Regions from separate parts of the Mus musculus genome. Here regions 1, 2, 4 and 5 are each linked to region 3. A link is a loop called in an ENCODE intact Hi-C map of the cell type or tissue named here. Cell type or tissue: heart. All regions are shown on one strand. Each heading gives the region's core, and the rest is flanking DNA. Links, peaks and the distances in the headings are about the cores only.

The links. Hi-C counts contacts between places; a loop is a spot of excess contacts. Peaks named below come from ENCODE experiments on the same cell type or tissue, not always from the same donor. Only the 100,000 strongest peaks of a DNase experiment are listed, where the experiment ranks them.
Region 1: a loop joins it to region 3, with 4 times the contacts of the local background. A loop is called at or near these places in 4 of 42 quality-filtered maps.
Region 2: a loop joins it to region 3, with 2.8 times the contacts of the local background. A loop is called at or near these places in 6 of 42 quality-filtered maps.
Region 4: it touches region 3 in a loop (2.3-fold over the local background); 8 of 42 quality-filtered maps call a loop at or near these places.
Region 5: a loop joins it to region 3, with 6 times the contacts of the local background. A loop is called at or near these places in 5 of 42 quality-filtered maps.

The regions. Positions count from the first base shown.
Region 1 is chr1:86,336,263-86,342,353 of GRCm38, reverse strand. No RefSeq gene overlaps it. Among named protein-coding and RNA genes, the nearest start is that of Snora75, 12 kb to the left of the region's middle. In heart, for the core only: a CTCF peak has its summit at 2,723 (motif pointing right); a DNase peak (open chromatin) is centred at 2,693; H3K27me3 peaks cover 3 bases.
Region 2 is chr1:86,149,954-86,156,044 of GRCm38, reverse strand. Armc9 (armadillo repeat containing 9) reads right to left here and starts at 1,265. Exons shown (of 25, transcript NM_030184.2): 1 at 1,202-1,265. In heart, for the core only: a CTCF peak has its summit at 3,259 (motif pointing left); a DNase peak (open chromatin) is centred at 1,304; H3K4me3 peaks cover 1,404 bases; H3K27ac peaks cover 1,363 bases.
Region 3 is chr1:86,057,044-86,063,134 of GRCm38, reverse strand. No RefSeq gene overlaps it. Among named protein-coding and RNA genes, the nearest start is that of Psmd1, 4.5 kb to the left of the region's middle. In heart, for the core only: a CTCF peak has its summit at 3,505 (motif pointing left); a DNase peak (open chromatin) is centred at 3,544; H3K4me3 peaks cover 745 bases; H3K27ac peaks cover 613 bases.
Region 4 is chr1:86,141,204-86,147,294 of GRCm38, reverse strand. No RefSeq gene overlaps it. Among named protein-coding and RNA genes, the nearest start is that of Armc9, 11 kb to the left of the region's middle. In heart, for the core only: a CTCF peak has its summit at 2,886 (motif pointing right); DNase peaks (open chromatin) are centred at 3,094 and 3,914; H3K27ac peaks cover 393 bases.
Region 5 is chr1:86,356,069-86,362,159 of GRCm38, reverse strand. Ncl (nucleolin) reads left to right here and starts at 2,705. Exons shown (of 14, transcript NM_010880.3): 1 at 2,705-2,954; 2 at 3,937-4,053; 3 at 4,708-5,203; 4 at 5,419-5,604; 5 at 5,703-5,789; 6 at 5,967-6,091. The coding sequence starts at 2,937. C130036L24Rik (RIKEN cDNA C130036L24 gene) reads right to left here and starts at 2,576. Exons shown (of 2, transcript NR_015507.3): 1 at 2,153-2,576. Snord82 (small nucleolar RNA, C/D box 82) reads left to right here and starts at 5,833; the gene lies at 5,833-5,900. In heart, for the core only: no CTCF peak of the experiment used is centred there; DNase peaks (open chromatin) are centred at 2,649 and 3,089; H3K4me3 peaks cover 3,602 bases; H3K27ac peaks cover 3,022 bases.

The DNA.
Region 1 (6,091 bases), core at 618-5,617, 280 kb before region 3:
GACTCCTCTTGTGAGACTAGGCCGGAGCCTAGCAAACACATAAGTGGATGCTCACAGTCAGCTATTGGATGGATCACAGGGCCCCCAATGGAGGAGCTAGAGAAAGTATCCAAGGAGCTAAAGAGATCTGCAACCCTGTAGGTTCAACAGCATTATGAACTAACCAGTATCCCGGAGCTCTTGACTCTAGCTGCATATGTATCAAAAGATGGCCTAGTCGGCCATCACTGGAAAGAGAGGCCCATTGGACACGCAAACTTTATATGCCCCAGTACAGGGGAACGCCAGGGTCAAAAAGTGGTAATGGGTGGGTAGGGGAGTTGGGGGGAGGGTATGGGGGACTTTTGGGATAGCATTGGAAATGTAATTGAGGAAAATACATAATAAAAAAATATTTTAAAAATAAAAGAAAGAAACTTGTGTCTCTCAGCCTCCAGATTAGGATCACAGGTGAACCTTCCAATTCTGGATTGTAGTTCATCCCAGATATAGTCAACAGAGAGAAAGCAACCTCAGTTGAGAAAAAGACTCCATAAGGTCCAGCATTTTCTCAATTAGTGATCAGTGGGGAGGGCTGAGAACATTGTGGGTGGTGCCATACCTGGGTAGGTGATCCTGGGTTCTATAAGAAAGCAGGCTGAACAAGTCATTGGGAGCAAGCCAGTGAGCAGCACCTATCCTTGGCTTTTGCATTGACTTCTGCCTCCAGAATTTTGCTTTGTTTGAGTTCCTGTCCTAACTTCTTTCACTACTTAACATCAATGTAGATGTTTAAGCCAAATAAACCTTTTCCTCCCACCCCCCCCCCCAAAAAAATTTGTGACTTGCCGAGCATGGTGTCGCATGCCTTTAATCCCAGCACTTGGGAGGCAGAGGCAGGCGGATTTCTGAGTTCGAGGCCAGCCTGGTCTACAAAGTGAGTTCCAGGACAGCCAGGACTACACAGAGAAACCCTGTCTCAAAAAAAAAAAAAAGTGTGACTCAAGGGATGGAGAGATAGCTCAGCAGTTAAAAGCACTGACTGCTCTTAACCTGAGTTCAATTACCAGCACCAACCACATGGTGGTTCAAGACCAAGTGTAATGGGATCCATTGCCCTCTTCTGTCTGAAGACAGCTAAATAAACTAAAGATTTAATAAATCTTTAAAAAAAATTTTTGTGGGACTGGTGAGATGGCTCAGTGGTTAAGAGCACTGACTGATCTTCTGGAGGTCCTGAGTTCAAATCTTATTAACCACTTGGTGGCTCACAACCACCCATAATGAGATCTGAAGACAGCTACAGTGTACTTACATATAATAAATAAATAAAACCTTTTCTTAAAAAAAATTTTTTTTTGTGACTTGAGGGGCTGGAGAGATGGCACAGTAGTTAAGAGCACTTGCTGTTAGGACCTAGGTTCAATTTCCAGGATGTATATGTTGGCTCACAGCTGCCTGTTAACTCCGGTTCCAGGAGCTCTGACATCCTCCTCTGGCCTCCATGGGTACCTGCACACATACAGTGTGTGTGTGTATGTATGTATATGTGTATATGTATATGCCACTTACAGGCATATATATGCCATTTAAAGGCATACAGACTGGCAAAATCTTTGGTTTATCAACAGTGATCTCTTACTATTTCCCTTTTTCATACTATAAATAGTTATGTTTTTAAAAATTCTAGTCCCCATTTTTTTTTCAGGTTGTACTTTTTTTGTTTTGTTTTTGTTTTTATTTTTATTTTTGTTTTTGTTTTTCAAGACAGGGTTTCTCTGTATAGCCCTGGCTGTCCTGGAACTCACTTTGTAGACCAGGCTGGCCGCCTCAAACTCAGAAATCTGCCTGCCTCTGCCTCCCAAGTGCTGGTATTAAAGACGTGCAGCACCATGCCCGGCTGTACTTTTTTTTAAAAGACATATTTACTTATTTTATGTATATAAGTACACTGTAGCTGTCTTCACACCAGAAGAGGGCATTGGATCTCATTACAGATGGTTGTGAGCCACCATGTGGTTGCTGGGAATTGAACTCAGGGCCTCTGGAAGAGCAGCCAGTGCTCTTAGCCGCTGAGCCATCTCTTCAGCTCACAGGTTGTACTTTTTATTGATAATCTCCCTGTTGAATGTGGTCCCTACATGCAGTTCTAAAGAGCTGAGTTGGGTTACTAATGCAAAAAAGTTGTGATATGACTTCCAGGGAAAATTCAGCATGGTGTTTCTGGCCATAAGTTCAATGCTAAGGAACCAATAAAGTATACTCAGTAAGTTTATTTTTACCCCTCCCACCCTAGCAAGGTGTCTTTAAACACAGACAGACATAAATTGAGTATGATTGTGCATACCTGTTAAATTTAGTCACTTGGAAGGGGGAGGCAGAAGCATGGCCTGGGCTCTACAATGAGACTCATAAGCCAGGGTCCTACAGAAGCACTCTTACACACAACTCAAATGAATTTGTCTACTATCTAGGCCTCCCATCAATCCAGTCAAGACACTCAGAATCAACCATCATACCTGGTTACCTCAGGGACAACTTCTCAATTTGGCCTGGAGACAGGAACGTTGGGGCTACTGGGACCCCACACTTCACCCACAGGAAGGACCTTGTCTCTCTAGGTATTTGAATAGGAAGAGAATTGATTCAAGGGTTTATAGATTTGCAGAAAAAAGTCAGGGAGGTTCTAGGCGAAAAAGACCAATGGGGAGATCTTACTGATGAGGTTATAAAGCAGATGACCACTAGGGGGCGACCTGGAACTACAGAAACCTGCTAAGCTCTCAACTGCTCATTGAACACCAGGGACAGATAGCAGCAGTAGTTTTCTCTGTTCATCCCAGTGTATGGCTAGTTGGTTTCCACTCTCCCTCCCAATCTTGTAATAGCACTTACATTTATGGTCAGAATTCAGACTAGAGTATAAGCAGGTAGGGGTATCTATTTATTTTGTAGAAGACAGAGACCAAGGTCTTGAACAGATGTGTGCCACCAAGCCCCGTTCACAGGGCTTATGCATAACTTCAGGCTTGCTAGACAAAGTCCCTCAACTGAGGTTCAGCCTCAGCACTCCTGTGTAATTTTGCATGGTGGGCATGATGAAATTAAGTAAAGAGCAAATGACCAGGGCTGGAAACACTTCATGCACATGCCCAGCATGCCCTGGATTACACACACACACACACACACACACACACTCACACACAGAGGCACACACACACACACACACACACACACACACACACACACTCACACACAAAGGCAAACGATCCTGAAGAAAAAGAAATTGTATTCCCAAAGAAGGAAATAGAGTCTTCCAAAGAGGCAGAGTGGAGCCAGACAGCAGGTCCTCACAGTGTAAGGTTAATGGGTTTAACAGAGAGTTCTTGGCTTGAGCACAGAGACTTAACAGTGTATTCATTCATTCATTCATTCATTCATTCATTCATTCTCACAGTTAGTCTTAACAGCCCTGGAGACCAAAGGGGTAGCTCATAGAATCTAAGAAAGCCTGTGAAGCCAGGCGTGGTGGCACACACCTTTAATCCCAGCACTCAGGAGGCAGAGGCAGGCGGATTTCCAAGTTTGAGGCCAGCCTGGTCTACAAAGTGAGTTCCAGGACAGCCAGGGCTATACAGAGAAACCCTGTCTCCAAAAACCAAAAACCAAAAACCAAAAACCAAAAAAAAAAAAAAAAAAAGCCTGTGAAAGTTTTGAGAGCAGAACCCCACCCAAAGGACAAAACAATTCCTGTCAACCTGGAAGATGGTGTTTGCTTTGAAGTCAGGGGAGCAGAGGAAAAAAAGTGAATTCTGGTTTGGGAAGATGGCATCATGGCTCATGGGTAAAAGTGCCAGCTTCGAGATCTTGCCAACCCAAGTTCAATCCCCAGAACCCATGTGGGGTAGAAAAAGCTGGATCCGGTGACACATATTGCAGGTGACACATATTGCAGGTGACACATATCCCAGAACCTCCTGAGAGACGAGGGGTGAAGCTGTGAGCACGGCCCAGAAGCCGGGGCCAGTCAGCCTGGAGCACACAGCGCAGAGGCAGAGACTGGGCCTTAGGTGGTGGAAGCTGCAGGGTGGTGGTGGTGCCTGCCTTCAATCCCAGCCCAGTTCCAGCACTTGGGAGGCAGAGGCAGGCAGATCTTTGAGTTAAAGGCCAGCCTGGTCTACAGAGTGAGTTCAGGACAGCCAGGGCTACACACAGAGAAACTTTGTCTCCAAGAACCAAAAACAAACAAAAAAAGTAGAAGTGCTCAAAAGATGCTCCTTACTCTCCACAATGCACTCTATATGGCACACACACACTCACATGCACACACACATAATTACTACTACTACTACTACTACTACTACTACTACTACTACTACTACTACTACTACTATTGTGGATGATGATGATGATAAACTGGGCATGGTGGTTGCTCCATTAATTCCAGCACTCAGGAGGCAGAAACAAGTAGATCTCTTTGAAATTGAGGCCAGTCTGGTCTACATAGCAAATTCAAAGCCAGACAAAGTTACATGGTAAGACCCTGTCTCGAAAAGAAAGAAAGAGGGGCTGGAGAGATGGCTCAGCTGTTAAGAGCACTATCTACTTTCCCAGAGGATCCAGGTTTAATTTTTTGTTTGTTTGTTTGGTTGGTTTGGTTTTTCGAGACAGGGTTTCTCTGTATAGCCCTGGCTGTCCTGGAACTCACTTTGTAGACCAGGATGGCCTTCTAACTCAGAAATCTGCCTGCCTCTGTCTCCCAAGTGCTGGGATTAAAGGCGTGTGCCAGCATCGCCCGGCCCAGGTTCAATTTCTATCACCCACATGGCAATGGCTCACAATTGTCTATGACTCCAAGATCTGACACCCTCACACAGACATATATGCAGGCAAAATACCAATGCACGTAAAATAAAAATAAAGGAAGAAAGGAAGGAAAACCAGGGATTGGAGAGATGGCTATTTTTCCAGAGAATCCAGGTTTTATTCCCAACACTCATATGGTTCACAACCATCTGTAACTACAGTCTCGGGGGTCCCCACATCCTCTGCTGGCACACCTTTAATCCCAGCACTTGGAAGGCAAAGGTCGGTAGATCGTTGTGGGTTCAAGGCCAGTCAGGGCTACATAGTTGAGACCCTGTTTATGAATTAAATAACTAATTAAATCATTTAAAAAAGGATTAATCATCTCAGACAGACACTGCTTTATCTAGAAAACGTTAGCATGCTGGATGACTTGGCTTCACCCAGATTTCCTCATAAGCTGGCTGATTTTTCTCCGGCTATTGAATTACTTTATTAGTGATTCTGCTTCCACGTCTTCTTTGGTACATCTTTGAACATTTTCTGCCCTGGGGGATTTCATTCTTTTCATCTTTTTCATATCCAAGGGCCTGGTTTTCTCTGTGCCAAGTTGTTCATCTTGGCCACTGATCAAAGGCCACAGGAGCGTGAAGCTTCTTCCAGGATCAGCTGAAAGGACAGGGCACCTTAACTTAAATATCGGAGTCTGAGGAGTCCTCTTTTCCCTGCCCTGGGTCTCTTCCACTTCCAATTGTTCCACACCCTCCATCTCCCTGTGTTGTGTTTTATAAAAAGAAAAAAGAAGCCAGAGATATGTTTGGTGGAGGCGCAGTATGGTGTTGGGGGAAGGGGGTACCTCTGCATGCCCATGCTGAGAAAGGGAGAGGGAGAGAGGGGAGTAGAGGCTGGCCACCAACAAGCACACGGAGAGACAGGTGGGAGGAGAATGAGGAGAGAGGGGGCAGAGGGGGGAGGGCAAGAGGAGCAAGAGCAAGAGCAAGAGAGAGAGGAGGGGCAAGCAGCATGTGTGTGTGTGTGTGTGTGTGTGTGTGTGTGTGTGTGTGTGTGTGTGTAGTGAGTCAGGCATACCTGGCTGTTTCCAGGTAACTCTGGGGCAGAGTCTAGAAAAAATGCCAACGCCCTGACTTCACATCACCTCTTTGGTGTGGTAGGCTCCAGAAGCCCACATATTTTTGTTTGGTGCCTTGTGTTTTGTGATTATCACTGTTGCTTTATGCAGAGTACACAGATGCATAACCATCTACATGTGGGTCCTATTATTTTGAGATTCCAGTACTGTTATTAT
Region 2 (6,091 bases), core at 786-5,785, 93 kb before region 3:
TGTGTGTGGCGTTAAGCCCCAAGATGCCTGTTAGACAGCCTGGTTCAGACAGGCCTGGAGCTGGATGGAAAGGGATTCAGGGAATCCCAGGTCACCATCTCATTAGAAACAGAGTAATGGTTTGAAGAAAGGGGACGGTAGGAACCACACTGACTAAGGCAACGTGTCAGGGTACCAGGAATTCTGAGTTCATGGAGGCTATAAGGATGTACATAAGATGACAGCCAGTTAGTTAGCAGCACTCCTCCATGGCCTTAGCATCCATATCGGCTCACACAACCGGGATCCTGTCCTGCCTCACTTCCTTTGATGAACAAAGATGTGGAATCTTAAGCAAAATAAACCCTTTCTTCCCCTATGCTGTTCCTGGTCATACTACTTCATCACAGCAAGAGAAACCCTAACTAGCACAGTTTCCCATCTCATGGGCAAACTCACAGTCTCTCCAGAGCTAGGATTAAATCTATGCTGATATTTCAGGAGAATGTGCAGGAGTTGGGCCTCTCCTTCCGAAGTGTGGTTCCTGGCGTTCCAAGTCATCAGGCTTGGTCAGCAAGTGTATATCTCTTGTGAGTTCAAAGCAACCCTTGAACCCTCTGTGTTGGATGGATGTCCTGTCTCCTTAGCTCAGTTAACTTAGACCAAACAACCTCTGGGCTAAGGATCTACCTTGTGAAGAAAGAAGTAAACTGTTTGTAGTGTTTTGCATGCGGTGACGATGCCATCTCTCCATCAGCGAGAGATTCAGGCCTACAGCTGGCTGGATAAGGAGAAGATGAATTTGTCCTGCAAATAACATGCTTCCACTTAGATTCAGTGAAGTCTGAGAGTGTCCTGGGCGCTGGGAAGGAAGACTACTAATAAACTATGGGGGCGGGGGAGAAAGAGAGAGAGAAAGAGAGAGAGAGAGAGAGAGAGAGAGAGAGAGAGAGAGAGAGAGAGAGAGAGAGAGAGAGAGAGCGCTAAATGCCCCAGGCCACGAGATCCTGCTGCAGATGCTCAGCGAGAAGGCCCGGGGCCACTCCAAGTCCACCCCACCGCAGCGCAGCGGAGTCGGGGGCTCCTGGGGGGAAGCAATGGGATGCTCAAGCGGCCGCCTCGGGCCCTGGCCAGGAAGGAACCGGGTCCGACAAGGCGAGCCCTCCATGCAATGATCCCAGGGCTGTGTCAAGGGTGCAGTCGCAAGGAGGGCCGCGCTTACCTGCTGCAGGGCTCTGCGCTCACTCCTCCAGACCGCCAGCTCGCCGGCCGTCACCCGGGCAACCGCTACCGCTAGCCGAAGTCACGTGAGGCGACTCGGCCAATCTTGCTGGGCGAAGACGACGTGGAGCATCCTGGGAGGGAGAGTGGGAGGTACCATACGTGGTGAGTACCGGAAGTGAGGCCGTACAGGCGTGTGGCGTGCGGGTGACTTTAGTCTAGACTGCAGACGAACGATAACTCAGATCTGCCTATGTAAGATCCGAGCACCACACTTTCACCTACGACAGAGTCTTCCGGGAAGTATTAGAGACACTTTTGTCTTTCCCGTATGAATTTAGGTTTGTAAAACAAAACAGATTCGGAGGCCAGCGAGATGGCTTAGAGCTAAAGGCGCTTTCCTCCAAGCCGGACGAAGGGAGTTTGATTCCAGGGCCTATTTATTTAGTAAAGGAGCGTGCATTAAATACTACTCAGAATTCTGGCCAGCCCACTGCCCTGCGTGTATTCAGAGCTACTACTCTTTAATCTCTGGTCCAAAGTCAGTGCTTAAGGCCAGAGAAAACCCTTCCCTTCCCCTCGGAGTGCTGAGGCTTTGTGGTAGAAGTCTCTATAGTACCACTTTCCAGGCCTTCAAAACGTGGGAGCTGCGCGGGGCGTGGTGGCGCACACCTTTAATCCCAGCACTTGGGAGGCAGAGGCAGGCGGATTTCTGAGTTCAAGGCCAGCCTGGTCTACAGAGTGAGTTCCAGGACAGCCAGGGCTATACAGAAAAAAAGAGGTGGGAGCCTCCCAAGGCTGTCCAGAGGACTTGAGAAGGGAGGTGCCCTCGCCTTTGAAGAAGGAGGAGGAGGAAGAGGAAAAAGGAGGAGGAGGAGGAAGAAAGAAGAAGCAGCTGCTCTAGGATGGGCAGAGGCCCTGTCTCCTGAGCTCTCTGCTCTGTCAATGCTCTTTGAGTTAGGATGTCTTCTAACTAAGGCTATATTTAGGAAGAGAGTACTATGTCCTATGTCCTGTCCAGGTAATATAGCTTGAAAATAATTTCCCCTAGAAGTATTCTCAGTTAACTGTGTGCCAAGTGTTATCAGATGAAATATAGAACAGCCAATTTTATTTACATTTCGGATAATTTTTATTTGCTGAATACGCCATATTTGTGCCCAGCATCATTCTAAGTGAGTCACATAGGTGCTCTGATTGATTCCTGTGTCTCCAGGATGAATAACAGGCGGGCTCTGTGTTTTATAGGTGAACACTGTTGTGCTTTTCCAGAATTCTGTGCACCTGCAAAACTGCTGCAGTCAACACCCTTGTTTCCCCAAATAACTCATCTTTTGTGTTCTGGGAAGGACCCATAAAACTGTCCACTCTTCCTCATGAATCCCATGCAACTCAATTCCCAGCTAGCAGCTGGTCCTCTTGTTTACCCATGGCAACACCCATTCTGTGTCTCCTAGTTGATTAGTAAAATTTAGAAACAAAACTCACTCCCTGAAACCAGTCAGGAATAAACATTTCTGGGTCTTCTACTTGAGGGTTAAAGCATCCCAACCAAAAATCATCCCACCCTTCCTCTAAGCAGGTCTTAGATGGAGCCATGACTCTCCCTATTGCAATCACTTGGGGTGGCGGCGGGAGTGTGGGGTGTGTGTGTGTGTGTGTGTGTGTGTGTGTGTGTGATCTTCTTAACTGTCCAGGTTGTGTCTTTGACAGAATGGACTACATGATGTAGAGCCCTCTGGGGCTAAAGAGATAGCTTGTTAAGAGCACTTCCGGAGGACAAGGGTTCGATTTCCAGCACCTACATCGAAGCTTACAACCATCTGCACTTAAAGTTTCAGGATATCTGATACCTTCTTCTGGCCTCCAAGGGTACTGCATGCACTAGGTATGAAAACAGACATGCAAGCCAAATGAACATACTAGTATATAAATAAAATAAAATTTAGGGATAGAGAGATGACTCAGTTGTTAAAAGCTTCCAGAGGACCCAGATTCCATTCTCATAACTTTCTGATGGCTCACTGTCACTCCAGTTTCTGGGAAGCTGATGCCCTCTTCTGGGCACCACAAGCACTGCACAAGCATGGTACACAAACAGACAAGGACACACAAAGATAAATGAATGTAAATATTTTGTTGGTTGGTTGGTTGAGACAGGGGTTCTCTGTGTAGCCCTGGCTTTTGTGAAACTCACTCTCTAGACCAGGCTGGCCTCGAACTCAGAAATCCGCCTGCCTCTGCCTCCCAAGTGCTGGGATTAAAGGTGTGTGCCACCACTGCCCGGCAACAAATAAATGTTTAATAATAATTTTTAAATGTCTAAAAAGGGAGGAGGGTCCTCAGAACTCACAGAGCTGGGGAGAGCAAGCCTAACCCAAGCCTTTGTGCCTCTGAGCTCTGACCAGCAAAAACACCTCCAGGGAGCAGAAAGATGGCTCAGCTGACAAACTGGCTGCTGTATGAGAGTGAGGCTCTGATCAGTTCCCCATCACCCACAGAGAATCCGGGTCTGCTAGCGTGCCTCTGTATCCCCAGTGCTAGAGTCACGGGGGGAAGGAGGCAGAGTAGAAATGGCCCTAGAGCTCTGTGATGGTTTGTATATGCTTGGCCCAGGGAGTGGCACAATTAGAAGGTGTGGCCTTGTTGGAGTAGGTATGTCACTGTGGGTGTGGGCTATAAGACCCTCACCCTCACCCTAGCTGCCTGGAAGTCAGTCTTCTGCTAGCAGTCTTAAGATGAAGATGTAGAACTCTCAGCTCCTCCTGCACCATGCCTGCCTGGATGCTTCCATGTTCCCACCTTGATGATAATGCACTGAACCTGTGAACCTGTCAGCCAGCCCCAATTCCCAATTAAATATCCTTTATAAGAGTTGCCTTGGTCATGGTGTCTGTTCACAGCAGTAAAACCCAAACTAAGACAAGCTCTTTGGCCAGCCAGCCTAATCAAATTGATCAATTCCAAGTTCACCGAAAGACCTTGCCTCAAACAAACAAACAAAAACCGATCAAAGCTGTTTTTATGTCTGCCTTTGGCCTCCACATTCATCTGCAAGTACATGTACACACACACATAGACCGCACACACATACACACAGAAGCAAAACCACATGGAACCCTCCAGAGTTCATCGCTTCTAGATGTGTCTGCCTGACTGCTGGGATCTGCTCACTGTGTGAAGCATCCCTCTCCAGGTTGGCAACTAGAGATTCCGTGTAATCTGGCAGCAACCAGGTTGAGTTATAGCTGTCGTGGTTACCCTTGAGTAATCCTGGTTGGTTTCCCACAAATAGTTTCTCAGCATGCCATAAATAGTCAAATCACGAGAGTGGTATGTATGTAGACCTGGAGGACTGGACCCTGGTGCCAGGAATATGTCTGGCTCTTTGATACTGGCTTGAGATAAACCAGGTACATTCCAGCTCGAATGAGGTCACTTTGGTCCTGACCGCTGTATGAAGCACCATCAGTTGACCTGGATTGTAGGGCTCTGCCTGGGCTTGCTGCAATTCCTTCTTTCAGTAAATCTCCAGTAAGCTGAACTCTGTACAACTGGATCGCTCTGCCGCATTCTGTCACAGGGTACCTTGCACCAGCTCTCAAACTCCGGGACTGACTTGTTTCAGAACAGGAACACGCCCAACTCATCCCCCTTCCTGACCACAGAGATGAGCAGACTCAGTGCTCACTGGGGTTAAATTTACTCCATCCCTTTAGCCACAGTAATTGGTTGAGAATGAGCATGTGACCTGTTCGAACAAGTCCAAATCGAGTCAGTTAACATTCTTCCTAGGGATTTTTCTACTGAAGTGTGATCATGAATGCCATTGTAAGATGGCACCCAGGGAAGTCTACAGTCATGTTCTTCCCCATGCAAAGCCTGAGAAAATTAAACCATCCCCAGGCTGGAATCCAAAGAACAAGCCTGCTTCCATCTTAGGTTTAAAAGCCATCTTACAGTAAAGACAAACTAGGTTCACTCCTGTTTATAGTTAAACCTCTTTTTCTCAAGGAGTGGGCTATGCCCCACTGTAACCTTAACTACAAAGGGTTCTGTATCGAATGTTCCAGGAATGGCAATTATATCTTTGTTTCAAAAAGTTGTTTATAACCATCTTGCAGCCCTACCCTTGTTTCAAAAGGTTATATGACCACCTATGAGTACCTTGTTATGACTAGCTGTTGCTATGACTACCTTGTTATGACTGTTGCTATGACTACCTTGCTCTGCCCACCTTTGTCTTTGTCTGAGGAGGTCATCAGGACTGACTTATTATAATGTTCTGTTCCTGTGACCCCCTCCTATTTTGCCCACCAAATCCCCTACCCCTGTGCTGTAGAAAGCCTTGACTTCCCCACATCCAATGCTGACCTCTCAAACCCTGCCTTAGGGGGAGCAAGCCTGTGGACACAAATACAAAGGCTTGCTTTAATTAAGTGTTTGCTTTAGTTAATGTGGCCATGACGTTTGGGGTCTGCGCTCTCTCCCATCTTTGGGATTGGCAGGCCCCTGGACCCAGGCCCTGGGGTCCTGGAGGTGCCCACATTCTGGCAGCTCCTCCATCCGTTCTGTGAGCCACACTATCTCCAACAATCTGATCCACTGTCGCTTTCTCCATAAACTAGTTCACGCTGGGTTTCTATGGTAACCAAAGAGGCCTGGCTAGTAAAAGCATCATTTCTGCATATGTCTTTGTTTTTTCTTTTTTAAAAGATTTATTATATTTATGTGAGTTCACTGTAGTTGTTTTCAGACACACCAGAAGAGGGCAGCAGACCCCATTACAGATGGTTGTGAGCCACCATGTGGTTGCTAGGAATTGAACTCAGGACCGTTGGAAGAGCAGTCGGTGCTCTTAATCATTGGGCCATCTTTCCAGCTCTATGTC
Region 3 (6,091 bases), core at 593-5,592:
TTGTAGCTGGGAGGTCCTGGAACTTCTGATCAAGGTCTGATTGGGGAATGCGGGGGATTACAGGTGTGCACCACAATATCTGTTTTTTGCAGCGCTGACAACTGAACCAGGGTCTCATGCATGCTAGATAAGCAACACTTTAACTGAACTACATCCAGAACCCCCATAAGACTTAAAACTTGACACCTGGAACTGCTAATACTGTACATTTTACGTTTCAAAAGGCAGAAGTCTGGCCGGGTGTGGTCGATCATTCAGAAGGCAGAGGCCAGGGAGCTCTGTGAATTCAAGGTCAGTCTGGTCTATAGTGAATTCCAGGACAGCCAGTGCTATGTAGAGAGACCCTGTCTCAAAAAAACAAAACAACGGGCTGGTGAGATGGCTCAGCTGCTCTTCCGGAAGTCCTGAGTTTAATTTCCAGCAATCGCACATGGTGGCTTACAACCATCTATAAAGGGATCTGATGCCCTCTTCTGGCATGCAGGTGTACATGCAGACAGAACATTCATACATTAAACAAATACATAAATTAAAAACACAGAAATATTAAAAAACAAAGCAAAAACAGAAGTATGTGATAATATATAGGAAAAAAATGTCAAAGGAAGAAACAATGCTGTATATTCTGTTCTCCTCCTAGCAAAAAGTTCCTAATGTATCTTCAGGATTTTGAAATGACAGTTGTGACTTTTACTTACTCTCTTCTTTAACTAAAAAATTATGTATATGGATGATGTATGTGTGTGTCTGTGTGTCCATGTGTCCGTGTGTCTGTGTGTCCGTCTGTCCATGTCCCTGTACCACATGCATGCCTACTGCCCTTGGAAACCAAAAGTGAGCATCAGGTCCCTTGATGGTTGTAAGCCACATGTGGGTGCTGGGAACCAAACCTTAGTCCTTTGGAGAGCAGCCGGTGCTCTTAATCACCGAGTTGTCTCTTTAGTCACTCTCAGGTAGCAGCTTCATCAGTAGACTTACTTCACTAGTCAATGCAGAGAAAATTTTGACAAAGGTTAGTGGTAAACAGTGATCTGTGTATGATGGGGAGTTACCAGGAATCGAATCCAGGGTCATGGTCCGTAATCACTTTAACATCTAGTCTTAGCCCTGGCCAACAGTTCTGTTGAGCCATTAGCTTCTCACCACCAAGCTGTTTGGATAGCAGTGACTGAAACCTATTTCTGTGGCCTTCTCAAAATCTAACATAGTGAAACAAAGCAGTGTTTTGCAGTTGCCAGCAAATTAAAAGTGATTGGTGACATACTTGAGTGTGTGTACTTTTTAATAATTTAGTACTTTGAAATCATACTTGCAAAAGGCAAACTCCTTTAAAGGAGTTGAGCCGATGACTCAAGTTGAAAGGCGCTTACCAAAGAGGAGTGCATAAAAGATAAGCAGATTGAGTGTCTGGGGTACACTTCTACAGAGACACCTTCACATAAAGACCCCTAGGAAGTCACAAGCAAATACCACAAAGTCATACAGGAGTGAAGTGAAGAACCAGCCTGCCTCCATCTTAGGCTTCAAAGCCATCTTATAGTAAAGACAAACTAGGTTCCCTCCTGTTTATGATTAAGCCTGTTTCTCAAGGCTTTGCCCGACTTGTAACCTTAACTACAAATGGTTCTGTGCCACGTTCCTCCTGTATGGCCCTCGACAGGCAATCATGTCTTTGTTTCAACCATCTTGCAACCCTTCCTGTGTTTCAAAAGGTTATAGGACCACCTATGAGTACCTTGTTATGACTAGCTGTTGCTATGACTACCTTGTTATGACTGTTGCTATGACTACCTTGCTCTGCCCACCTTTGTCTTTGTCTGAGGAGGTCATCAGGACTGACTTATTATAATGTTCTGTTCCTGTGACCCCCCCTCCTATTTTGCCCACCAAATCCCCTACCCCTGTGCTGTAGAAAGCCTTGACTTCCCCACATCCAATGCTGACCTCTCAAACCCTGCCTTAGGGGGAGCAAGCCTGTGGACACAAATACAAAGGCTTGCTTTAATTAATTGCTTGCTTTAGTTAATTTGGTCATGATGATTTGGGTCGGTGGTTTTTCTCCTCCCATCCTCTGGATTAACAAAAGCTCTATGAAAAACAACCAACCAGCTCAAAGGCCTTCGATCCAGTTCAGTGGTAGAGCCCTTGTGTCACATGTGTGAGAGGTCGTAGCCCAAGTCCCTACCTAATACTTCAGAGAAAATCAGAGCTCAGGTGCTGGGAGTGCAGCTCAGTGTAGATGTGCTTGTTTAGCATGCTCAAGGCCCTGTTAGATCCCCAGCACCACAAAAGATAAGGTGGGGGGAGGGTGAGAATCCATAGACAACGACATCATCCAAGGCAGTAACGGGGAGTAGAGGGACCCCTGACAAATAAAGTGCGAATGGACCAATTCAGGTCAGCAGCCGGTATGGGGCTTATATGGATGCCGCGCACGAATGCAGGCTTGCATTGTGAAGCCAATGCTTTTTCCAGGAAAAGCCAGAAATAAGAATTTCATGTGTTATCAGGACATTTTTTAGTTATTAAATTTTATTGATTGTCAAGTCCAAAAGAAACAAAGAGTTAATAGGCTTGGTGCCTATTAGCATACCAAAGTGAATGCCGGCCTCCAGGGTGACTCTGTACCTGTGTGTACCAGCTCCTTCCATCCTGCCCCCTACCCTAAACTCCTGGCTCCTTCCCCCAGCTTCTCATTCTTATATAACTGCCATTTTGGCCATGTGCTCTCTTGGTCCCCTCTCGCTTGCCTCTCTCTCTTTTGTCCTGAGCCCCCTCCCTGCCCCCCTTCCCCCAGCACCACGGCCATCTTCTGTCTACTACTTTCTCTCCTTGCTCTGGACTCCTCTGATGCCTCTGGCTATACTCTTCCTTATAACCTTCCCCCCAACCAGACCCTAGAGCAGCCCTATCTCTGTACTTTACATACAGTTAGTTATTTGTTTTTGCAGTGTTTGCAGGGAATCCACTGCCCCTTGCACAGTAAATGTGGATAATGACAACTATGCGAACATCATAGCCCCAGCTCTGGAATTTGGTGTGCTGACAACTGATTAAAAATCCTTTTGAAGTTTAGTGTGTAGCTCAGTAGTCGTGTACCTGCCTAACATGGGTGAGGCTCTGGGTTTGATTCCCAACACACACACACACACACATTGAAAACAGAAGGTGACTAGTTTGCAACTTCTGTCCCATATGGGAGAAGCATTGTGTCTACAGTTTAGATGGTGTGCTTGTCATTGCCACAAAGTTATCTGAGCTTTATACAGCTATTCTGCCCTTTCCAGGATTCAAATGAGCTCAACTTCTGAGGATATAGTGGAATGACAGAAAGGATTCCTACAGAGTGCACTCTGTTCTTAAGGAGCGATCAAAATTTAGGAGGATCATAAAACATCTCAGAGCCTACTCCAGGTTCGCTATGGCCTCACCTGTATTAGGGGCTAGGTGGCAGGCCTGGTCAGCAGGAAGGCAGATTTGGCTGGTTTTACAGCGCCCTCTGGTGGTTTCAAGGCCCCTGCTGGTGGAGGACTCGAGTGGAAGCTCCGCCCAGATTTCCCAGCCAATTGTTTGTGCTGCAGTGTTAGGCAGTAACCAAAGACCTAGCAAATCCAGCAAGCCTGTTTTGTGGTAGAGCCGCTCTATGGCTCTTAACCCCGGGGCTCCTGGTCTCTACTGCCGAATGGTAGTAACCCGTAGCCACCACGGATCTCAACCAGCAACTCAGCTACCCTGCTAGGGTTCCTTTATTGACGACCAGCGCCAAGTGGTTTTAGAGATACACTTTTTTTTTTTTTTTTTTTTTTTTAAGGAGCAGAACCGTGACCCGCAGCCAATGGCATGAATCTCTCCATGCGGTTGCTTGATCAAAGGCCAATCGCCTCTCCGTGACTGAAATTGGCGTGTGTAGACTGAGGCACCAAAAAGATCACTGAAGACAGGGGAGAGGGGCTGGAGGGGCACAGGGTTTTGGCAGAGGGATGTCCAAGTGTTACAGCTACGTGCTTTCTATTTTGCCATTCCCTGGCCCTCTCTCTCTGGGATGGCCAGTCACCCTTCAGTAAGTGGGGGTTAAAAATTACCCTGAACTCCTTTAGTCACTAGTATTTTCCTGGTGCTCATCGCTGTTTACAAAAGCAGTCACATTGTATTTTTGTGCATGTTAGGCAGGTGCTCTTCCACCGAGCTACTTATACATCATGTTGACCACTCCAAGGCAGCTAATGCCAGGAAGGAACTAAACTGCAAGTTGTACTTAACTTGAATCAGTTGACATTACATTTTTATATTGAAGTAGAAAATTTTGGAATTAATGTACACGACTGGTATGTCAAATTAATTTTGGTTCATTGAATTTCTTTCCAATTCAGTTACTGAAAAGCTTCATATATGGAACAATTTGAGGATGCGAATATTCTTATGACTAGATTTAATGGACTCTATATACAAATCAAGTGTTTTCCATGCCACAGCGAGCACGTGAAGTCAGAGGATAACTTGCAGGAGCCGCTTATCTCTTTCTGAAAATAAATACATATGCTAAATATGTATTTATTTCATATGTAGAGTGCTTTGTCTGAATGCATATATGTATGTGTACTACATACATGCTTGCTGATGGAAGAGGTCAGAAGAGGACACCAGATTCTCTGGACCTGGAGTTATAAGTAGTTGTGAACCATCATGTGGGTGCTGGGAACTGAACTGGGGTCTTAACTGCTCAGCTATCTCTCTAGCCCCAGGTTCTCTCTCACTACCATGCAGGTCCTACAGATCCACCTCAGACACGAAGGCTTGGCAGGGTCACTTTTACCTGCTGAGCCATCTCCACGGCCCTGAATTAAGCTGTAAATTTCTCATAGGAATCAGTAATTTGACACAACCAAATGGAAAACGAAGTGGAGACAATGTGGGGGCTCACACTTAATGCCAGTACTTGGAAGGCCGAGGCAGGAGCATTATGAATTCAAGGTCAGCCTGAGCTACATAGCTAAGTTCAAGGTTAGCTTGGGCTAAATAGTAAGACATCAACTATAAAAATGTAAAATGCTTTATTAGCAATTTCCAACTGAAACACAATTTCGGTCTTAGAGTATATATGAGATGTGGGTGTAGTTATGTTGGTCGCCTGTTTTCCTAGTTTGTACAAAACCCTAGGTTCTATCCCCAGCACTGCCTAAAATCAGGTGTGGGGCTAGGGAGATGGTTCAGTGTGTAAGAGAGCTTGCTATCCAAGCATGGTGACCTGAGTCCAGATCTCTAGCACCCACATATCGGGGAAGGAGATAAGAGAATCATTTAGGCTTGCTGGCCACCAGCCTAAGTGAAAGCTGGTGAGCCCCAGGCTCAATGAGAGACCCTGTTGCAAGGGAAGGAGATGAAAAACGACAAGGAAAGACACTAGGGAGCTGGAAGGAGGAGGAGGAGCAGGCTGGAAAGATAGTTCAGTAGTTAAGAGCACATATTCTTTTGCAGAGGACCTGGGTTCAATTCCCAGAACCCACTTGGCAGTTTACAACCATCAATAACTCCAGTTCCTAGGGATGGGATCCAATACCTCTTCTGACCTCTGTGGGCTCCTGCTTGCACGTGGTGTATTTATATATACCCAGGCACACACACAATTAAATAAATGTTCTTTGAAAGTATGTTAAGCTGGGTGTGGTGGCTCATACCCTTATTGCAGCAATCGGGAGGCAGAGCTAGTTGGATGGATCTCCAGGATTTGAGGCCATCCAGGTTTATTTAGTGAATTCTAGGCCAGAAAGTGCTACATGGTGAGACCCTATCTCAACAAACAAAAACAAAAAACCGCATATGATTAAAATGAATCCTATCTGTTTCTTTGCCCCCTTTTTTCCTAAGGTGGCTACTAGAAAATGGAGGGTTTCACATATGCCTTGCCATAGATTTCTTTTGGCCACTCTGACTCATGTTTGGCCCCTTCAGGGTCTTGCCTACTCTCTGGAGCTGTCCATTTGGCCTGACTCTAGGTAGGTTGAGGAGGAGATACCCTCTTGTCAGGGGGCAAGGAGCTGAGCGTGGCCGTCCCCACAACTAGGAGTTCTGGAGTAGGCAGTCCACAGAGACT
Region 4 (6,091 bases), core at 735-5,734, 84 kb before region 3:
ATGCTCCATAATTTAAGAATAGTGTCATCTCTTTTTTAAAAGATTTATTTTTATTTATGTGTCTGTGTAAGTGTATGCCACATGTGTGTAACTGGGGCTGCAATTATAGGCAGAACCACTAACAAGGGGGCTGGGAACTGAACTCTGAGCTCCTGGGAGACCAGAGCACTTGCTTTCGTGCACTCTCTCTCTCTCTCTCTCTCTCTCTCTCTCTCTCACACACACACACACACACACACACATATTTTCTCTCTTTTTCTTAAGATTCGTGTATTTATTATTTTATGTATATGAGTATTTGGCTTGCATGTTTGTGTGCTCCATGCATGCCTGGTGCCTTTGGAGGCTCTCAGAAGAGGCCCACTTGAGATCCCATGGGACTGGAGTTGTGGACAGCTATAAGCTGGATGCTGGGGATATCTGAAATAGCAGATAGTCATCTTAACCTCTGAGTCTTCTCTCCATCCCTAGAACCAATCCTTTTCAAAGATATATTACAGCTTAATTGTCTACTATGTATATATGTGTAAAGTATGCATGGTGTTTGGGGGAGTCAGATCTTTCCACCATGTTGATCCCCAGGATTAGGCCTGGAGACAGAAGCCTTTATCCACTGAGTCATCTCATCGGCCCCATAAATTTGTCTTTGCAGCTGTAGCAAGTGATTGCCAGGCTCTGTTAGAGGGCAATGAGCCCAGATCACAAGCAGAGAGAGGACTGGTAATTGTCACTCCTTCGCATTGGATGAAAGGCTAAAGCCACCTAGATTGAGCACAGAAAGCCTAACTAGCTGTGGTCTGGGCTGTCTGTGAGCTCCCGTAGGCAAGGCCTACAAAAGAACACGTCCGAGCAAGCTCTGGGCCTGAATACAATCTGTGGGTGGAGTAGAAGCCCCTGAAATCCCAGGTGGAAATCTAGAGATGAGTTACAGTAAGACACTGCTTAGGCTAAGCTGGATCCTTTCAGGAAACTTGGATCCAAGTCACAGTGCAGAAATTCAACCCTGACATAGTTGGGCACGTGCATGCGTGACTATAACTCCAAGTACTCTGAGGCAGACGGAACATGAATTTGAGGCCAGCCTGGGCTACCGAAAGAGACACTGTCTCAATTTACCTCCTCTTCCCCAACACACAAAAATAACCTCTCCCTCCTGCCCAACAAAGCATCTTGAGTGTTTGTCAGGGATTCAGACCCATTTGGGTCTACTAGCTTCTGAGGCAGTGATTTTTCAACCTGTGGGTCCTGACCCTGTGTGGATCAAATGACCTCGTCACAAAGGTCACCTAAGACCATTGGGAAGCACAGATACATACATTACTATTCACAACAGTAGCAAGATTACATTTATAAAGTAATGGGGAAACATATTATGGTAGGGGTCACTACGTGAGGAATGGTATTAAAGGGTAGCGGTATTAGGACGGTTGAGAGCCACTGTTCCAAGGGCTACTTCATTTTTCCTCACAGCTGAAACGGTGAAGGTGAAGGTAAGCCAGCTGGGTATATAGCTACCCCAAGAGCTGTCTTGGAAGCAGACAGGGAAGGTGCATCTACACATAAGGACGGTGGGGGAGCCCCCCGGACTCTGATGCAATGTCTTTGCTGAATCTATGGGGTTGAAACACATCACAACACTAATAGTATGGTGACCTGGATGAGGTTAGCACAAAGCCTCAGGGCTTGAAAGAGATCTGTAGAAAGGCAAACATGGCTTCCATGATGATTTCAAAGCAAGCCTGCTCCACTTTTTGGTGGTGTTGATAGTCACAGACACAATATCAGTGGCTTATTACTCACTTGTAAGCAAGTTGAAGACTTAAAAAAAAAAAAGAATAAGAGGGGGAAAAGGAAAAGAGAGAGAAGAAAGGAAAAGAATGGAAGAAATAAACTTGGGTGTGTGTGTGTGAGGGTCTGAGTGCATTGCAGGCTGTGTGTTCAGAGTCCAGAAGGAGCCACACTGAATGGAGGGGTAGATGCTAAAGGGTTCATGTTACAGTGATTTCCTGGCAGCCAGCACACCTTGAAATCCAGCAAATTTCAGGTCATAGTGGTGACACACAACTTTAATCCCAGCACTTGGGAGGCAAAGGCAGACAGATCTCTGAGTTTGAGGCCAGCCTGGTTTATAGAGTGAGCTCCAGGACAGCCAGGGCTATACAGAAAAACTTTGTTTTGAAAAATCAAGAGAGGAAAAAACAAAACCAATCATCATCATCATCATCAGCAGCAGCGTTGCCATTGTCATCGTAATCAACAACAACACCAACAACAAATCCAGCAAGTAGTGTTTTATGGAAAGTACATTCAGTTTCCATACCCTCTGTCTCTCTTGGAAGGGATACTCCAGAGGGGTTCCTGTAAGCCAGGCACACATTCTTGTAGTCTTAACCGAAACACCAGTCTTACTTGCCCCATACCTACTTTTATAATATGATGATGGCTTCTGGAGTGGACTCACAGATGATCTGAAGCGGCCTGAAACGTGACAACTGAGTTAATGAGGAAATGGTTAATTAGTCTAACGATAGACAGGATAGAGAAGTGCATCAACTTTCACTTCTCTAGATATACTTGGTTGTCTCAGGAACCGACCTGAACCTGTGGTCAGAGATAAAATGTAAACATCTTCTGGAATCCAGAACCATGCCTATGATGTAGACGGGTCCCTGAATCCAGAATACAAAACGATGGACCTGGTGAGCAAAGAAATCAAAAGAACCGACCCTGGACTGGCTCTTCACGTGTAGCTAGCCTTGGAGAGAACTTAGAACTTGCTAGCTGGTCATGCAGATCCTCTGTCACTGGGGTGAGGAGGGCTCCTATGTTGGGGCTGTGGTCTTGGTGATGCAGAGATGAGGTGGGGTTGCAGACCGACCGGCAGGTGGTGCTAGGAGCATCCGCTGCCCTTTGGGATTAAAAAACTCCCAGCCCAGCACCTCTGCCTCTACCCAGCTAGAGGCAGATTTGCCCTGTGGCCTGACATCTGGTGTCGCTGCCATAACCTTGGGCCTAGGAAGGATGGGGCCAGCAGGGCTCTTGGTGGGATCTTGGGAAACAGCCATCCTATCCCACGCCACCACCTTTCCCCAGCGCTCATTTCCAGGAACCCTGGCTCAGCTCGCTAGTCTGGCTGTCTGGAGGCAGAGGCGTTTCCAGAAAATCAAACTGGCAGCCACGGCTTATGTTTTCCTCCCATTCCGACCTCTGCCAGCTTTGACGATTCGGGTGCCTCCACCCTGTGTTCAAGTCCATCCACCATGCCTGTGACAGGGCCTCTTCAGCCTGCCAGGTCACCACCTTCCTTCCCATTCTCAGCTCATAGAAGGACAGAAAGGCTTGGGAGATCCAGGTGTCTTTGGGTAGGCACAGAACATTTCAGACAGACTTCAACTGCAAGGGGCAGAGCCTGCTCGGGAAGGGTGAGAATGGGCCTACTGTCCTCCTGTCTGTTTCTCTCAGTGGATTAAGACTGAGGCGCGGTCCTCTTTGTGTAACCCATGAGTGCCAAGGAACAAAAGGATCCACTGGGACCTCCCGGGGCCTCCACGGTGGCTGAGGATCTTGCCCTTGGCTTCCTAAAATTCCAGTGCTCTGGGTGGTTAAGGTCCCTGTTTCTACAAAGATGCTCTCCTTGGCTGCTTTACTTAAAAACTGGATCTGGACAGCTTGCTCGGACCCTAGATCAAGGCAGTCCAGCAGAGACCCACAGATACTGTTTCTTCCACTAGCTACAGGGCCTGGCTCAGGTCAATATCCTCCCTGGTGGGTGGGTGAGGCACTAGAGGACAAAAAAACATGGCTCAACTGATTGCTGGGACCCTTTTCTGTTTTGACACAGCCCGGACCCAGGTTTCTACCCAAAGCAGCATGTGTGTGACACAGGATGACCTGGATGAGTCACCACCCTGTCCTGTGCCTCCATTTCCCTTCTGTCATGATGGTCCCTCCCTGAGTGAACTATCAAAAGGTTAGGAAATAAACATTTGGAGCTCCAAGAACAACAGCGAATGGAGGAGGAAGTGGAGGTCAGTTTCTTCCCAGCCTTTCACTGAAGAACCTGGAAGGCTGAAGCTGAGTTCGGGTAAGGAAATGACGTCAGCATTCTGGGGAGATGAGGGCACTAACATACCCACAGCTGCATCCAAGGGCCTTGAGAAGAATGGTAGGTGATATAACCTGGCCTCTTAGCATCAGTCTCCATCTGGGCCAGAAAGCTTATTTAAGCTATCTAGACATTTGAATAGTTGTGTTTCTGGCACAGGCCTTTCACCGTTGACACCAGCCCTTGCCAAACCCAGAACCCAGGTGTGGGAAAAAAAGGCAAGAAAAGGGACCCTCTCTAACCCTCATTCTGGTTCTAAGGGTTCCCAGTGCACTAATTTCCTGACTCATGTTCTCTAGAACCATCAGTCCATGGGAATGTATGCATCCATCTGGAGGCAAGTAACAAACTCATTGTGAACAATTTTCCTTACTTGCATTTGAGTCTGCCTTGTCCAGAGCAAACCCAGAGCCTGCCTCCAGCTAGTAGTGCCTCAAAATGTAGTACAGCAGAGTCGAGGCTCTGGAAAGGGGTTATCTCAGTCCCAGCCCTCCCCACCCACAATGTTTCAGGAAGCTGTCAGCTCCGCTAAAGAGGGAGGCTATTCGTTTTCTCTGACTGCTCAGTCCTTACATGGCCTTATAGGGTAGAGGCTGAGCACTTTGCAGAGGCCAGGCCCGCTGGGAGAACAGGCCAGAGAGCTGCCTGGGTACCCCACTGTGTGTGCTGACCTACCACGAGTCCCTACCATGGGTCTTTCCTGAGCTAGTGATGTATAGTTCAACCCTCTGGAAATGCTGGGTGGTAGTAGCGAGAGCCACAGTCACAAAGTGACTGCATGTGGAAGCCATGCAGTCACAAAGGCAGGCAACTGGTTCTCCTGGGTGGTCTTGTGTTGCTAACCTACAATGTATAGTAGATGTATAAAACATATATTCAATTTATCAGATTTATCAGATACAAACCACTGTGAGTCAAGAACCATCTGCATATCTGTTGGATCTAGAGGTAAAACAGTAGAGTTGGGCTGGAGAGGGGCTAGAGAGATGGCTCAGCGGTTAAGAGCACTGACTGCTCTTCCAGAGGTCCTGAGTTCAATTCCCAGCAACCACATGGTGGCTCACAACCATCTGTAATGGGATGACCTCTTCTGGTGTGTCTGGAAAAAAAAAAAAAAACAGCTACAGTGTACTCATACATGAAATAAATATTAAAAAAAAAATAAAAAGGGCTGGTGAGATGGCTCAGTGGGTAAGAGCACTGACTGCTCTTCCAGAGGTCCTGAGTTCAATTCCCAGCAACCACATGGTGGCTCACAACCATCTGTAATGGGATGCCCTCTTCTGGTGTGTCTGGAAAAAAAAAAAACAGCTACAGTGTACTCATACATGAAATAAATATTAAAAAAAAATAAAAAGGGCTGGTGAGATGGCTCAGTGGGTAAGAGCACTGACTGCTCTTCCAGAGGTCCTGAGTTCAATTCCCAGCATCCACATGGTGGCTCACAACCATCTGTAATAGGATGCCCTCTTCTGATGTGTCTGGAAAAAAAAAAAACAAAAAAAAAAAAACAAACAAAAAAACAGCTACAGTGTACTCATACATGAAATAAATATTTAAAAAAATAAAAATAAAAAAAAAAGAGTACATATTGCTCTTGCAGAGGACACAAGTCTGGCAGCTCACAGGTGCCTGCAACTGTAGTTCCTGGGGAATTGGATGCTTCTAGCCTCCATGGGTCTGCCTCAAAAGTCTTTAAAAATAATGAAGTCCAAAGAGTTGTGCATTAAGGTAGAAGCAATGGTATAGGGAAAGGTCAAGTGACAGAAACTGGGAAGGCACTAGAGCAAATGAGAGGCTGCAGAGATGAGCAGCAGAGGGCCTTAGACAGATGCTCATATAACAGGCGACTCAGAGATTATTCAGCAAGCTTTTAAGCAGGAGACCCACATGATTTACAAAGCTGGATTTGGAGAAAGGATTAGTGTGCTGAGTCTGGAGGCAGACTCACTTGGGGTCGTGAGCAGTGGTGAAGGAGAGTGGAGT
Region 5 (6,091 bases), core at 302-5,301, 300 kb before region 3:
CCCAGCCTATCTAACCATAAAAGGTGAGATTCAGTAAGAGATCCTGCTCAAAACATAAGGTAGAGAAGGGCTGGGGAAGTTGGTTAGTGCCTGCCTGGCATGCACAAAGTCAAGATTAATCTCCGGAGCAACATAAACCATAAGTAGTAGCACACGCTTGAAATACAAGCACTTGGGAGAGGCAAAAGAATCAGAAGTTCAAGGACACTCTGGGATACATGAGATTGTTAAAAAAAAAAAAAAAGGTAGTGATAGAAAAAGACACCCCGGATTAACCTGTTGCCTCTACATTTGAACTCAGGCATACCTCCCCCCACATACATACACATCCAATCTCCTATTAGCTCTGTAACTGGCCAAGTTAACTCAATGCCAGTGGTTCTCAGCCTTCATAAGACTGTGACCCTTTAATACAGTTTCTCATGTGGTGGTGACCCCCAACCATAAAATGTTTTATTGCTACTTCATAACTAATTTTGCTGCTGTGAATTGCAATGTATGCAGGATATCTGATATATGACCCCTATAAAAGGGTATTGACCTCAAAGGGGTTGAGACCCACACGTTGAGAACTGCTGCTCTTTGCCCTCATGTCTGTGAGCAGCGATGCTTTTAGTCTATTTTGAATACATTTATTAATTTAAAATTTCTAAAGAGCTGAAATAGAACCTGGTACTTGGCTCTATTTGTATAATAACTGGACAGTTACTGATCTTGGTTTTGTGCATACCAGACAGGCACTAACATCCTCACACCACCTCTATCTTATTTTTTTGAGCAGGGTCACCTTTCATGGCTAGACAGGCTGGTTAGCAGATGCCAGGGATCCTCCTGTCCTTGCTCCCTGTAACCCCCAGTGCTGGAGTTGTTAGTTATATGCTGCCACCCCATGCTTTCTACAGGGATATTGGGGATCCAATATGATATGGTTATATTCAATTATAATTTGTATAAGCATCACACATGGATTAGGTGTTGATTCCACAGAAACACCAAATCCTGCAAGCTGTCCCTGCTGCTGGTGCACTCAAACTTCTGTTCACTCCAGTTAGCAAGTAATTTCCAACACTATCATATGCCAGGCAATGCTTTAGGTACCAAGAATAAAGCAGACAACAGTCTGTGCTGTCTGGGGAAGGGGCAAATGAACAATAAATGGCCAAGAAAAGTACTAGGCAGCTGATATCTGAGAGTGTAACTAACCTTGGGTGCAAGCAGAGGTCTCTTAGTGGCACTGTACACCAGAGGGCTGAGGATAGCCCATACAGATAGATTGGATTGACAAAGGAAGCCATGTCACCCAAGTCATTTCACACTCACAGCTCATCTTCTTGTCTCCTCCCGAATGCCTTTAGCTTGCTCTGCTTGGAAATATCTAGAGTCTTCCTCACACCACCCTTCCTACCTCTCTACCCAAGAGTCTCCCTTGGTTCCATAATATACAGTACAAGGTGTGACCGGTCTCGCTATAAAGACAATGCCCCCACACCACAACTCGGGTTCGCCATCTCCTGCCCTGACAAGAGCGCACTGGTGTGTAGCTGTGGCTGCCCTCCACCGCGTTGGGAAGGCCGTAGTAAGTAAGCATCACACAGTGACTATTTCTACTTATCTCCAAAGGCCCGAGTTCAGATAAAAAAACTTGGGGACTCAACACATCCCACTCGCATTAAAATCTCCCGAGGTTGAAGTCAGGTATGATGGCATATGACTTTAATCACAGCACTAGGGAGGCAGGGGGATCTCTGAGTTCAAGGCCAGCCTGGACTACAGCGTGAGTCCCAGGGCAGCCAGGAATACACAGAGAAAACCTGTCTCATAAAATAACATCTCCTAGGTCGGGCCAGGCGTGCCGATACAGGTCGAGGCTAACATGGTCTACATGTGTGCTCTAGGACAGTAAAGAATAAAGTCCTATCTCAACTCCGGACGAAAACTCCACAGGTCATTTCTAGTGGATGTTGTTAGCTGATGAAGGGCGCCTGTGTGCTATGCTTGGAACCAGTTGGTTGCAATCCATTTAAAGCAACGCCAGACAACTCTCTCGTTCCCCCCGCCATGGAGGGAACCTGTGAGCGTGGTCACAGGCGGGCCGAGTACTTCTCCCCACCACACCAGGAAGTCACCTCTCTGAACCTGGAGTTATACCTACCGCGAGAGGTCACCGACATTACATGGATCGCTTGTGCACTGCTCGTACACACACACACGCACAACTGCTTTTATTAGGAGCTCTCAGGAAAGCGGGGACTCGCATCATAGCCAAGAAGCCGTTCGCGACTCCGCGGAGAACAGGCCGAGGCCCGCTCATCAGCCCGAGGGAACCCTAGGCCTTCCGGCGTTCTTCAGCAGGACCACGCGGCGCGGGGGAAAGCACCGAGAAACGCCCAGACCACCTGAGCATCGCCGCCCATGCTGCCTCGGAACACCTGAGGGAATCCGGGCCACGCCGCCACCTACCCGCGCCTCACACACAAGCCGCGCCAAACTCGCCCGTCCCACTGCGCAGGCGTGGGGAGAGCCCGGCGCTCAGGAGCATTCAAAGGACCCGCACACTGACCAGTCAACGTCCGCCTGGGCCCAAACGAGTCCCGCCCTCAGGAGCAGACGTCAGGCCCCGCCCCTAAGAGCCCCGCCCTCGTCAAGCCTTAGGCCCGCCTCACGCTGCCCCGCGTTAAGGCTCGCGGTTGGCTCCGGGGACGGACGCGAGCTCTGGTTGGTGGAGCCGAAGTCACGAGGACCCCCTTCGTCGCCTTTCCAGAGGCGATTACTGGGCAGGCTCAGTCTTTTGCCTCAGACGCTAGCTGTAGCTGGCAGGCGGTTGTACGTGCTCCAGAGTCGTCGGTACCCGCTACTGCAGTCGCTTTCGTGTGGCTTCCGCTGAGCTCTTCCGAGCTGCTCGCTCTCCACACGCGCCGCCGCCGTAATCCGCCACCATGGTGAAGCTCGCAAAGGTAAGAGGCCTTGGCGCGCCGACGCGGACGACTAGGCCCCTGCTTTCGGAGGGACGCGCGCGCGCCCGCCCGTCCGTCGCGGAGGGGAGGAGGGCTTGCGCGCAATCCCGGGCGCGTTCGAGGGCGCCATGCTGGGGGGGAAAGTCTCGCGCGACTAGCGGGAGGTCTCGCGGTGCTTGCCCTCTGACTTAGGGGGATGAGAAGAGCGGAGGCAGGTTTCCGGGAGGGCGATATCGAGGGTTCGGATGTAGCGGGCGGGAGGGGACGGTGTGAGGAGAGATCGGAGGAGCTGAGAGCGGATAGGGGCACGGCGTGGGAAGAGAGGGCCAACCTTAGGCGGCGAGCGGTCCCGGGGCCCCGCCTCCCCGCGCACGTGCTCTGGTGCGCGGCCCGCCACGTGCTCTGCGGAGCCCCGCACGTGTCGCGCGACCCGGGGCAGTGGGGGAGTGTCTGTAGTACCCCGGAAAGGGGGACGGCAGCGTGGGGATGGATGGGTGGCCCGGCGATCTGCTGTCTCTGCCGGTGACCGGGATGGACACGTGGTGGACCCCTGAGGTGGCGGCGTGGTGACTCCACGTGGTGGGGCTGGAAGCGAGAGAAAGTGGGAAGCAGTTGGGTTACGTGGTGCTGCTTTAAGAGGTGATTTCGAGATACCCCCTTCCCCAGCAAATAACTTAAAGGGATCCCTTTAACTGGGTTTTTTTTTTTTTTTTTTTTTTTTTTTTGTGGAAGATGCCAGAAAATAGATGGCCACGACTAGGAGACTTTATAACCTGTGGCTGTTTCTTGGTGTAGAGTTCTGTCTGCTCAGTTATCTGTGAGAAGGAAAAAAAAATTATGCGCGGTTCGCAGAAAAAACTGCCAGGAGAATGCCATGCCTGGCCAAGAAGAAGTCTTTATGCTTGTGTCCTTTAGTAAGAAAAAGGTGGTGGCCAAAGGCAAAGTGACTGAAAATGCGTGCAATTTTTGTGTGCGTTTGTAGGCTGGCAAAACCCACGGTGAGGCCAAGAAAATGGCTCCTCCTCCAAAGGAGGTGGAAGAGGATAGTGAAGATGAAGAAATGTCAGAAGATGAAGATGACAGCAGTGGAGAAGAGGAGGTAAGAAGCTATTTGCAGCAATAAACCGGTGGAATTGAATGTCTGGAAGTCTTAGAAATACAGGATATGTAGTAAATGGTTGAATGGCAAGCCCCTTCCTCCCTCCCTCCCTCCCTCCCTCCCTCCCTCCCTCCCTCCCTTCCTTCCTTCCTTCCTTCCTTCCTTCCTTCCTTCTGCAAGACAGTCGGCAAAACAGGGGACAGAAACAGGCAGAATTTTGAGTTCCAGGCAAGCAGGGAGTAGTACATAGTGAAACCTTGTCTCAAGACCGTTGTTATGGTCATGCTCAATCAGATTTCTTAGAAAAGCTCAGGTGCTGAGTCCAGTTTTTTTTTTTTTAAAGTATTGAAAGCCATGTCTCCTTATTTCAGGGTTTAATGTTTATCTTTGTGTGTGCGCGCACCCATTAAGCATGCTTGGTACCCTCATACTAGAATGTACTTGGATCCCCTGGAACTGGAGTTAAAGCCACATGTGAATGTTACATGTTACAAGAGTAACACATGTGCTTAACTTTTGAGTCATCTCTCCAGTTCTTGGTTGTTTGTTTTTTTTTTTTTAAGCCTATCTAATGTCCATTTTCTTGTGCTCAAAGTTAGTCTCTTAATGTAGCATTGGGTATAAAGGAATGCTTATGATTTGTTTGCTTTCAAGGTTGTCATCCCTCAGAAAAAAGGCAAAAAGGCTACCACAACCCCAGCAAAGAAGGTGGTTGTTTCACAAACAAAAAAGGCTGCAGTTCCCACACCAGCTAAGAAAGCAGCTGTGACCCCAGGCAAAAAGGCAGTAGCCACACCAGCTAAGAAAAACATTACACCAGCCAAAGTCATTCCAACACCGGGTAAGAAGGGAGCTGCACAAGCAAAAGCGTTGGTACCAACTCCTGGTAAAAAGGGAGCTGCCACTCCAGCTAAGGGGGCTAAGAACGGTAAGAATGCCAAGAAGGAAGACAGTGATGAGGATGAAGATGAAGAGGATGAAGATGATAGCGATGAGGATGAAGATGATGAGGAAGAGGATGAGTTTGAGCCACCAATAGTAAAAGGAGTGAAGCCAGCAAAAGCAGCTCCTGCTGCTCCTGCCTCAGAGGATGAGGAAGATGATGAGGATGAAGATGATGAGGAAGATGATGATGAAGAGGAGGAAGATGGTGAGTTAGATCTTAGGATATTTAGGGTACTGCATGTACATTCCCTCACTGTTTCATTAGATTAAAAACTCATTTTGTGCTCTTAGTTCTTTCCATAACTTAATAGGTTTTCATTTGCTAAGTAGTTTTTGTTTTTTTTAAGTATTTGTAGCATTTATCTTGTCTGGATTGGTAGGTAGCAAATACATTTGCCTGATTTGCCATCTTTCTTCCAGACTCTGAGGAAGAAGTTATGGAGATCACAACAGCCAAAGGAAAGAAAACTCCTGCAAAAGTTGTTCCTATGAAAGCCAAGAGTGTGGCTGAGGAGGAGGATGATGAGGAAGAGGATGAAGATGACGAGGATGAGGATGATGAGGAAGAGGATGACGAAGATGATGATGAGGAAGAAGAGGAGGAAGGTAACCATATTAACTTTTAAAGTATGCTGACCTAAGTAAGGCTTACTGGCTATGCTAAAGTGTCTGCTTACTCATGAATGGCATTTTAAAACATCTAGAACCTGTTAAAGCAGCACCTGGAAAACGGAAGAAGGAGATGACCAAGCAGAAAGAAGCCCCTGAAGCCAAGAAACAGAAAGTAGAAGGTAAGCCTGCAAAACTGGGGAAACAGATCAGAGTAGCACTAGCACAAGTGATGAGTGACAAAGGGACTTAATACTGAACCATGGGGTTGAAATGAAATATGCTGATGTGCTTTATAGTTTATGATGAAATTTGTTGTGTGCTTAAGTGGGCTGAAAGTTCATTTTTTGTGTGTGCAGGCTCAGAACCAACTACACCTTTCAATCTGTTCATTGGAAACCTTAATCCAAACAAGTCTGTTAATGAATTAAAATTTGCCATCAGTGAACTTTTTGCTAAAAATGATCTTGCTGTTGTGGATGTC